Linked DNA regions of Homo sapiens: region 2 is linked to region 1. A link is a loop called in an ENCODE intact Hi-C map of the cell type or tissue named here. Cell type or tissue: ascending aorta. All regions are shown on one strand. Links, peaks and the distances in the headings refer to the core of each region. The heading gives the core; the rest is flanking DNA. Region 1 overlaps LOC107984588 (a long non-coding RNA gene). Region 2 overlaps ITGBL1 (integrin subunit beta like 1).

What was found. Hi-C counts contacts between places; a loop is a spot of excess contacts. Peaks named below come from ENCODE experiments on the same cell type or tissue, not always from the same donor. Only the 100,000 strongest peaks of a DNase experiment are listed, where the experiment ranks them.
Region 2: a loop joins it to region 1, with 4 times the contacts of the local background. A loop is called at or near these places in 1 of 110 quality-filtered maps.

Annotation. Positions count from the first base shown.
Region 1 is chr13:102,591,028-102,593,949 of GRCh38, forward strand. LOC107984588 (a long non-coding RNA gene) reads right to left here. Exons shown (of 2, transcript XR_001749984.3): 2 at 2,310-2,922. Among named protein-coding and RNA genes, the nearest start is that of TPP2, 4.5 kb to the right of the region's middle. RefSeq lists enhancers at 872-1,421, 962-1,181, 1,212-1,541, 1,422-1,969 and a silencer at 1,011-1,186. In ascending aorta, for the core only: a CTCF peak has its summit at 1,049; DNase peaks (open chromatin) are centred at 1,144 and 1,404; H3K4me3 peaks cover 979 bases; H3K27ac peaks cover 1,193 bases.
Region 2 is chr13:101,522,548-101,525,469 of GRCh38, forward strand. The region is part of intron 2 of ITGBL1 (integrin subunit beta like 1); the gene reads left to right. Among named protein-coding and RNA genes, the nearest start is that of ITGBL1, 71 kb to the left of the region's middle. In ascending aorta, for the core only: no CTCF peak of the experiment used is centred there; a DNase peak (open chromatin) is centred at 1,364; H3K27ac peaks cover 2,409 bases.

The sequences.
Region 1 (2,922 bases), core at 99-2,598:
TTTGGCTCTTTCTAAATTGGCTTTGTCTTTTTTAAGTTTCTGATTTTCTGCCCAAATGCTCAACTATATCTTTATCTTCCTGAATGGAGTAAATATAGGTATTTTAAAGTATTTTGCTTCTGCCAGGCAGAACTAGCTGAGTGGGTTTCAGCCTTGGCTACCCATTAGAATAATCTGGGTAGATATAAAATATCTCAATGCCCAGGCGAAAATCCAGACCAATTAAATCAGAATATCTGGAATTCTGGGAATCTGTGGGCTCAAGTAGCGATATTTTTAAGGTTCTCCAGATGATTCCAATGAACATATACCATTGAGAATAATCACCTTGATCCAAGTTCAGGACTTAATATTATCTATAATGTGATATCCCTCTGGGGCCAGTCTAAGTTTACTTTCAATTTATTCCTATTTGTTGGGTGTGGACTTTGCAGCCTCAACCCAAAATATAGGTTTTCCATGCTGTTCCCACTCTTGGCAGGCTCTGGCCTCCACTCTTGTACCCATAGCCCTGGGAGGCTGTAAAAAAAAATTCTGTCTCTCAGCTACCTCTTTACGCACTGGCAAATGCCCTGAAAGGCAAAGCTGTCTCAAATGTTAGGCTTAAGTCTCTGAATTTATGTCTTTTACGCGAACTCTTCACCACCCTGTTAGCTCTCTGATCCTTCAGGAAGGTATCTTTCAAGCAGATATTTTTCATACATTGTCCAGTTCTCACTTTCACCAGAAGGCCTGGTCCAAACTGCTTAGTTTACCATTTTATTACTGGAGGCTCAAGTACCTGGAACTTGATGTTGTGTAGTTTACTTTGGTTTGGAGGTATGTTAGCAAAGTGGATATTTGTCACGATTTCCTGGCATCATTGGAAAGCTTTCCTATGTTTATGGAATTTCCCACATTTTCAGTCCTGCTCTCCAGGTAAGAAATCAGAACTACTTGATCAGGCTTCCATACAGCCAGGCACGGCCTTGTAACTTAAACTTTGCTGATCAGGTCGCCCTGGCTTTTGGACTCAGTTATCTTTGGTAGAAACGGTAACGACGGCTTTTGCCTTTGGGGGGCAGCAGTGGCGAACCTTCATGCATCCGAACCTGTTTCTTTGGTGTGAGCTATTTTAGTTTCGGGTCCTCGGGGTGGGGGCGGACGTGTTGTGAGGAGCAGGGATACGTGTTAGTGCCTGCGCGAGGTCAGGTAGTCAAGGGTCCACAAAAAGCTGAGAGAGGCATCAGGCCGCGATGCAAGTCTGACGCCGAGTAAATAGGAGAGGCAGAGAGGCTGGGTGGAAGCGCCCTGGACCACCACGCAGTCCAACTTGGCAAAGCCGGCCGGGGAGTCCTGGAGCCTGAGACAGCAGTCCGCGAAATTGCCCGCCTCCCGAAACAGATCTGCTCCAGCATCCCTTCGCTTCCATCACGGGCTGGGAGCCGCCCACGGGAGGTGCGGCCTCGCTGCAAGGCAGAGGAAGATTTCAAAGCCCAGCGGCTGGCACATGTAGGATGCTTATGCAATCTCTAGAGTCTTGGAAAATTAAATTTTAAAATATTCTCTAAACGATAGGCTGCAGCAATAGTTGCAAGGAAGGCGATTCATAGAAAGCTATTGCCTTCCACAGCACCTGTGCCTTGGATTGCAGCCTCAAATGGGGCAGGTGACAGGAAAAACATCTGACTCAGCACTTCCTGCTTTGAACAATGCTGGGTGAGAGAAGTTGCTGTGCGTCCAGCCTATTATTAATACTTTACCCTCCATAAGATGACCAACGCCTAGGCCTACTGACCTTGTTTTTGCCTCTCCTCCTCCTCCTCATTTTTTTTTGTTTTATTATTATATATTATTACAGATTATCCATGTTTCTCTACTTATACTCTCTACTTGTTTCCAATATCCAATGAACTGTCACACAAACTGTCTTAGCATTAAAAATTCCCCCCAGTGATAATGTCATTAAATCAAAGGAGGAAAAAATGTAAGCACTTATAATATGTACAACATTTGGCTTGAAGACAAACAGTAAATGACTGTATTGAGTTAAAGTGATTTCAGGGGTTATATAAAATAGTGGGTTTCAAACTGGTACATGGATAGTTTCGATGAAATCAATTTCCAGATGCCTGAAGTCAACCACTTTTTTCTAAGCTTATCTGCCTGGCAGCGTGCCTGTGGCGGAAAGACATGATTCTCTTTTGCACCTATTTCAGTGCTGGGTCTCCCACCTTTTAGGGAAAAGGAACACATCCCGAATCTTACTATTATGCACCACCTGCAGGTGTAATAGCCTCTGGGGCATCAAATAACGGGACAATTTGAAATACTATCACTAAAACTTTATTTAATATCAAAGTTCAATAACCAATCCTATCCATCTTTTTTTAAAATCAAGAACAATTTTTGTTAAGACCACAATTAGCAAAAAAAAGTTACAGCATTTTTGAAACATTCCACAATCTATTATGAGGAACAAGGGCTAGGGAACAAACACCAAAGCATAACAGCATATGCTCTGCTGTGTGTTATGTTAAACCACTTTTCATTTGTCTCATTAAATCCATCTTTTCTACAATTTAAGCAAAGGTTATAGAGCAAAAGATGACATTTGTCATATGAGTGATTCTTAAAATGGGAGCTTCAACGTACGTCTGAATTTTGTTCACATTACTTTCTGGGCATATTATGTAATACTTATATATCCTGGTTTCGCTTCTTAAGAATTGATGATTCAATTTTACAAGAGACACAGACATACAAATCTTATCCTTTTAACTAGTCCTGTCATTAACAGAAGCATGACTTATTTATACCAAGCATCTTTTTAAGAGCTCTATTTTCAATAAAAATTTTTTTGTCCTGTAATTTTTAATCAAAGCTTAAGACTTACTCATGTTGTTGTAATCAACTTTGTAATAACTGAAAGATAACCCAAAA
Region 2 (2,922 bases), core at 203-2,702, 1.1 Mb before region 1:
GGTAGGAAGATTAGGAGAAGGGAGACTTATCAAGTAGATTTTAGAGTACTCTAAGAAAAATTCGATGTGGCTATTATGTGGGACATTGACAGAAGTTTCCTCAGTCAGTACATATTTACTGAGTGTCTACAATGTGCCTGTATCTACTGTAACACATTTATACAGTTCTAGGTGCCAGGAACAAGTCAGGGCTCTTTGTTATTTGCCTTTGATAAAAATGATGACAAGTCAGATTTGAGGAGCTTTAAACCCAGACACAAGAAGACATTGTTTTGATCCAGGCAGACAAGTGACAAAGAGCAAGCGCAGAGAGTAGGAATGGAATAAAGTCTTGGAGTTAGGACAATGAAGCAATATCTACAAAGGACAAGCCGTTGGTTACATCGCTGCAGGCAAAATAATGCCAAATGGACAGACATCTCAAAATGCATTCCTCTCTCGTCCAAAGATTTCACCTCAGATCGCTCAGAGATGTTTTTTCTTTTATGCAAGTTAAAAATGCAGACAAATGGAAATAATGCTGCTTTATGAAAATTCAATCTTTAGCTACCTTTATTAGCACATATCTGTTCTATGAAACAAATGTTATTTGTCCATCCTAGCTCCATTTGTCCTTGAAATAAATATTTGGCCCTAGCTCCTGGATTTCTTAGGAAATTCAATTTATTGCTGGACATGTTTCAGTAATCTGTGAATGACCCCAAATTACCTGTTCATAAGAGAAGGCCAGGCCTGGATGACAAACACAGAAGGCTTTTCATTTTTCCCATGACTTCCTTTTTTGGCAAACCATCCTCTTTGTGAGAGTCCGCCTCCAAGTTGGATTAGAAGATGTCCTGGAGCGTGCAGTTCACCACCCACTATATTGTAAGCTGAAAGTGTTTTTGCTAACTGAATGTCAAATTAATGCGGTTTTGCTATCTACATGGCATGTTTTGACAAAAATACTGTGTACCTTTATTGACAGTGAACCTTCTGCTCCGGAGTAATGCTAATCCAGGACTGCTGGTTTTTCATGTTAAAACCCATAAACTTGTTATTAGAGCAGATGACTTCCAAAACGTCAAAACTAAAGATGTTGCTTATTCACTAGAGGAGTTTATGTTGTTCACATTTAAGATGATTTATTTTTATTCACTTGACAACACTTCGAACTTCAAATGGATGCACACAAGCCAATTCTTGGAGGGGTTGTGACTGCAGAAAAAAAATTAAATCTTGTGCTCATGTGTTGCTCCATCATAGTAATCCTCAGTTTTGTCCCAGAAGTAGCATGTGTCACTTCCAGTGATTCAGGACCAGCTGGTAGAAAGGACGGACATTTCATGCTGCCATGAGCAACTGCTGTGTGGTCCAGGATGACTTTTCCAAAAGCTTCACTCACTGCTCCTCAGACCACGTCTGTTTTTGTAGAGGCAAAATGAGATGGCTGAGAGAATTGTGGACTCTGGCCAAATGAGTAGTCATTCCCTGGCTGTAAGTGGGTGAAAGAGAGGTGACAGAACCATTTTTACTGCAGTGCAGTGTGATTAATCTGTGTCTTCTTAATGAGATTAAGGGGAAAAACAAACTTTTTTTTTAATTTTTTTTTTTTTTTAACTAGCTCTCCTCTATACTGCAAGTTAAACAACTTATTCTGGCAGAAGGTTGAAAGAAGGGAACAATTGCTCCTTTGCTAGAAATTCTCTTCATTAGGAGCATAGCCTTTCAAAAAACAATGCCACTCATGATATGCTTCAGATTCTATATAATCATCTCATGTTGCACTTCTCCTAATTTATTTTATAAAAGAAGTTCTTTTTTGGTGAGAGATAGATTGTAAAACTCAATGTATTCTTATTCTTTTTTTTTTTTGCAATTATTCCTGAATACAAAACTTAAAAAATGACACCAGGGCTTTATGTCTAGAGTAGACTGTGAAAAAAATGAATACACATTTATTTGGGAAAGATATTGGTGGTCATTATGCCAATTGACATATAGTTGTCATCACTGATGTAATTTTGCATTTGTTTGTGTAATTATTTAATTAACATCTGTTTCTCCTACTGTAGTATCAGGTTCTTTTTTAGTGAGAGATAGATTGTAAAACTCAATGTATTCTTATTCTTTTTTTTTTTTTGCAAATATTCCTGAATACCAAAATTAAAAAATGACACTAGGGCTTTATATCTAGGGTAGACTATGAAAAAAATGAATACACATTTATTTGGGAAAGATATTGGTGGTCATTACGCCAACTGACGTATAGCTGTCATCACTGATGTAATTTTGCATTTGTTTGTGTAATTATTTAATTAACATCTGTTTCTCCTACTGTAGTATCAGGTATATGTAGAGGTAATCACAGATGCATCGGCTCAACACTGCTTTTGGAGGGCTGCACACAACCTTGGCACATGGTTGGCACTCCATTTGTATGTTTGTTGGTGAAAGGATGAATGAATACCTATAATTGAAATTTTATGCAATTTATTTTTTATTTTTGTAGTGCTTGTCCAAGCTTTTTTGAGCACCTCTAGCTATAGAGAAAAAGTTTTCTTCATAAGGGTGCTCAATGTGTTTTCAGAAGTTTTGGATATTACAAAGTTTTTTCTTTTATTGAACTGATATATGTTCATATATAGACTTTACCATTTAAAAATAAAATAATTGTATAGAAAAATGACTGATATTAAGGGACAACCTTCTTTATGTAATTTATGTCCTGATTAATGGACTTTTCTTGTTTGGGATTCATTCCTTTTCATTCAAGCATTGTTCACAAAACTGGATTAGTTGTTAATTACAAATGGCCTAAACTATTTTAAGAAAGAATTTTATTATGGAAAAATAAGAGTACTATAAAAAAAGTTAGTTGGGGTCACCTTGTCTATTGCAACTAAAATAGAATTGACTCAGAGCTACATTTTCATCACCTCC